Linked DNA regions of Homo sapiens: region 2 is linked to region 1. A link is a loop called in an ENCODE intact Hi-C map of the cell type or tissue named here. Cell type or tissue: PC-3. All regions are shown on one strand.

The links. Peaks named below come from ENCODE experiments on the same cell type or tissue, not always from the same donor. Only the 100,000 strongest peaks of a DNase experiment are listed, where the experiment ranks them.
Region 2: a loop joins it to region 1, with 5 times the contacts of the local background. A loop is called at or near these places in 4 of 110 quality-filtered maps.

What each region holds. Positions count from the first base shown.
Region 1 is chr13:109,144,376-109,146,875 of GRCh38, reverse strand. All of the region lies in intron 32 of MYO16 (myosin XVI), which reads right to left. Among named protein-coding and RNA genes, the nearest start is that of MYO16-AS1, 22 kb to the left of the region's middle. In PC-3, a CTCF peak has its summit at 1,134; a DNase peak (open chromatin) is centred at 1,125; H3K27ac peaks cover 1,043 bases.
Region 2 is chr13:109,746,759-109,749,258 of GRCh38, reverse strand. No RefSeq gene overlaps it. Among named protein-coding and RNA genes, the nearest start is that of LINC00676, 20 kb to the right of the region's middle. In PC-3, a CTCF peak has its summit at 1,538 (motif pointing right); no DNase peak of the experiment used is centred here.

The sequences.
Region 1 (2,500 bases):
GTTTTCTTTTTTCTCTTTCTTTTTTTCTTTCTCTTTTTCTCTTTCTCTCTTTCTTTCTTTCTCTCTTCTTTCTTTCTTTCTGGGCAGTGTATTGCTCTGTGGTCTAACCTGGAGTGTAGTGGAGCAACCACGGCCACTGTAGCCTCCACTTCCCAGGCTCAAGCGATCTGCCCACCTCAGCCTCTCAAGTAGCTGGGACCGCAGGCACATGCCACCATGCCTGGCTATTTTATTATCATTATTGTTTTTTTTGTAGAGACAAGGCCTGGTTAGCTACTTTGCCAGGGCTAGTCCTGAACACCTGGGCTCAAGCGATCCTTCCACCTCAACCTCCCAAAGGGCTTGGATTATAGGCATGAACCACCATGCCTGGCTGATTTGACATTGGGATGCACTTAAAAATGATCCAGTGCCAGAGGAGGGAAATGGGCAGGAGTAGAGATGAAATAGGATGGGCCACAGAGAAGGTTCATTAATCTATTCTTTATACTTTTGTCTATGTTTGAAATTTTCCATAAGGAAAACTTGAAAAACAATTATTTTGTAAACAAATGGCCCTATGGAATAAAAGTATATTGTAAAAAAATTGTTTATAAAATACTCTCACTCCAAACTCATAATGTTCTTATTCAGAATATTTATGTAATCAAATAAAATATTTGAAATTAATAGTGACTTCCATTTAGCTTATGTGATCCTTATTAAGTAAAAATGCCACAAGAGCTAGTTCTATCAAATAGATTTGTATGTCAAACTGCTCTTTTATAGGTAAATTTTACCTCAAACAACTATTTAATAGCCACCTACTATATGCAAAGAAATACTGTACATTACAGCTTTTTTGTTGACATCATTTTTAGTACCTGTTTATAACTTATAAGCTAAGGATGCACTGTATCAGAATGTAATAAAACTGAATTTTTAAAAAATATTTTGAGTCTGATTTTCGTTAATTCGGCCTGGCTGTCTTCCACTTTCTTCTCCAGATTTCTGAGATGTACTGCATTTTTTGTCAAGACCCTGTCTTCCTGATCTTTTTCAGTGAGTAGAGAATAACATGCTCATGTGATTTCACTTTATTCTGGATAAACTCAACCAGACGCTGAGATGCCATTCAGAGCAATGGAGCACCCTAGTGGCCTAAAGGAGCCAAGGACTCTCATTCACCATTTGAATCGGGTCTCATAGTTTTTGAAACCAAGCAACTAGAAATAATTAGCATAATAATATTAGCCACATCATCACATGAGATGGAAAAAAATGTTGTGAATTAATGGGATCTTTATGTCTAGAATGGAACAGACAATTAAACATTTAGTCAATATTAATTTTAAGGGCCAAGTAGCCTAGACACTGTATCCCAGAATTATACATACCCATCATCAGTATAAAGTTCATTTGGCATTCTTGAGTTTATGGGAAAATTCTCTTCAACTAAACTCTTATGACTATTACTCGTTGCCCCTCAGTGAACAAATATTAATTTTAAAAGACTTTTTTTTTTTCTGTCTCTTTTTCTCTTGCTGTCTGAGCAGCATTGCATAGGTAGCTAGGGGAAGAGACTCTAGAGACAGAGTTACTGCACTCAAGTCATTCTCTGTCCCGCACGAGCACAGCAGCTTTGAGCAAGTAGATTAATCTCCCTGTGCCCCAGTTTTTCCACCTGTAAAATGGAGATAAGTGGAGAAGATGCCTTATAGTGTTGTGAGAATTAGATGACTCAGACAATGCCTGGCACAGTAAGCACTACAATTCCTTGCTGCAAATATTTCTTCTCAGACTGCAGTCACATCCATCATCTGCACAATCATATCTTTCTTATATGTGTGTCCACCACTCTTAGAATCTGCATGGTTTTGTATACTTCAAATTGCATATCCAAGAATCTATAGAAAATGAACTGGTTTGGGCAACATAGAATTTGTGAAATCCTACATATAAGGCTATGGAATAGTAATGGAGTAGAATTACGCAAGAAACAACCTTGCTTCCTATACACAACTCACTGTACATTATAGCACATTATATTTCAACCAGAAATAACTAAAGCAGTGAATTACTGAGCAGTTTAATCTCCTCGATGTCATTGTTCCAAACAGCCAAGGAGAACATTTTGAACCTTTCTGCAAAATTTGTGCAATAATTTTCTCCTATGAAAATTGAACAAAAAATGAACTTTAGTTAATTTAAGGACCCTGAAGGGTAAATTAGCCACACACTGTATTATTTGGTAAGAAAGCTATTTCACGGTGAAAATAAAAATGTCTTTAAGCATAAAGAAGGTAAAGTAAAAGATTTAAAACTTGAAAGAAATTCCATAAAAGTCATTGAATTCATTCAGAAGAAAATGGATTACTAACCTCAGGATCAAACTGTGTAAACTTTAATAGTCATATAACCAGCCCCAGTGCTGAGCACCAGCACTGAATGCTTTTCCTTCCATAGCTTATGTTTAACCTCTCCTACATTCTAAAAGAATGGCCTGAACTATCCATGAGAA
Region 2 (2,500 bases), 600 kb before region 1:
AAGATCATGCTGATAGAGCAGCTCTAAATCATGTTGCTTAAAGAGGTTTTTAAATACAGGACAGCCAAAGTGACAAAGTGATCTTTATCAAATAGCCGGGCCCTCTTGCTGGCACCTGTAGTCCCAGCTACTTAGGAGGCTAAGTTGGGAGGGTCACTTGAGCCCAAGAGTTGGGGGCCAAACTGCACAATATAGCTAGATCCTGTCTCAAAAAAGAAAAAAAAAATAAATGCATGTATAATTCAAATTCTCCTTCCTCCCCACTCACCCATTATCTTTTAGGAAAAGTCAAAGTTCCTGAACGTGGTAGGCCTGAGACATAAGGCACTATATGAACTGGCTTCTGCCTAATTCCCCAGACACATCTTCAAGGCCCTGTCCCTCCCGCTCCACCCCTCCCTGTGTCTGCACCTAAGCCTTCCTAGAGCACATAAAGTGCACCTAGCTCAAGTAAGGAGGAGAACATAAAATGAAAAGACAAAGAATTGCTGAACCTAAAAACAAATGTTTATCTACCAAGAGTTACTATTTCCTAAAAGATCCCTTGAGGAAAGGTATGCAACAAGTTAGAAGCATTTTTAAAAATACCATTTAAATGCTATACAGCATTGCTTCACTTCTTCCTTTGAAATCTGAGGACATTCATCATCTCATTTCCATTCACCTCTCCTTTCTCCTTTTTCCCCACCTTAACATTTGTCAGTTACATTATTTTCTGCATTTTCAAGGTAAAAAAATACATTTTTTCTGTAATGTAATTCCTATGAGTTTAAAATACTTATCCTTCATTTACATTGATCCATTTCATGCCACCCGTTCTTTGAACATGCTTATTTTTTAACCATCTATTAATTGCTTGGATTTTGTTACTGAAAACAAACAACTCAAAACTTCTTTCCAGACACTTTTTAATATGCTCTGTTCCCTGAGCTCTCTCATATTTGAGAGGTAATTTGCCTGTTGTCTTTATAGATGAGCAACAAATTGGCTATGTAGATCACTCTTAGGTCCCATACGCCTTTCCAAAGAAGTTTGTGACATTTCTCCAGCCTTCTTATTTATTGAATCAGGAGATTTTGATGAGTGGTTTTCAAGTTCAAATTACTCTGGGGAAATTCACCTTGCACAAAGGTGCCCTAAATATACAACCCTATCTACCTAACCAGACTCACCTTCTGCCTTCTACCACCCCATGAACCCAGCGTTGGTCACAGTTGCACTGATCCTATCACCAAATTTTAATCCTTTTATGACTCGGCTTTGCATAAAAATTTCATTTGCCCTAGAGTGTTGAAACCTCTTTCTTCATCTAGAGACTTGTACTGACTCTTCAAGACAACTCTACCATGTGTCAGGAGAAGGAAAACTGGAAATATCCAGTGAATGCTTCCAATGACTATAATGCAACCTGATTTCAACTCACCTAAACAGAGCTAGTGACCCACTTCTCCAGATTCTCAAACCACTCTGCTTACCCTTCTGTTACGGCACCTTCCAAGTTTCACTGTATTATCTGTTTATCTGTGTTTCTCCCACGAGGGGGCTCCTTGATGGAAAGGATCACATTGCAGACATGGTAGCTAGCAAAACTGTGTTACTGTAACCGCTGAGCAACTCTGTTCAGACATTTATCTACCTCTCATTCCATATTCACACACCTCTGAGAACTAAGTGCTATTAAGAAAACTGAAGCTCAGAAAGGTTAAACACCTTGCTCAGGGTCACAACTAATAAGCAGTGAGTCAGAATTCAAAGCATTTATTCCAATTCCAGCTCTTTCCTACTGTGTTTTAGTGAACCTAACACAATACACGACACATAGTAGTAGGTACTCAACAAATATTTGTTGAATATTTGAATGAATGCATTTGTCTTGTATACATCTAGAACACTCGCAGGCTAAGAGACTAGGTTGCCTTGAATGATTGTATTCTATATTTGCACAATTTCTTCAACAATTACGCTGTTTTATTGGCTTTATGAAGGCATAACATTGCTCAGAGAAGTAAAGTGCATTCGTTGAATTATAATAAGTGACTAAAATTGAATCCCAATGGTTCTCTGATATATGTATAGGAAACCTTTAACTATATATAGCAGAAAAGCCAAAACAACAATGGCTGGAACATATATAATGTTTTATTCTCTCAGATGAAACTAGACAGATGTGGGCATTCCAAGGCTGGCACGGGGTTTCCATCACTTCCCAGGACCCACCTTCCCACCGTCATTCAGCTTTAGCATTTTCAGTGCACACCTTTCTGTCTTCAAGGTGCCTCATAGTCCAACGTGGCTCCTGAAGCTCCAGCCATCACACTGGCTTTATCCACAAGAAAGGTGAAAGGGGAAAGTATAAAAATGGGTGCCTCTGCTGGGCGAGTCAGCTACTTTATAAGTGAGTCTTCCACTTAAGTCTTGTACGCTGCATATTTGAAACACCTCACTGAGAACATTTCCTTTCTCCATGATTGATTTCTGCGACTAATTTCTATTGCATTCT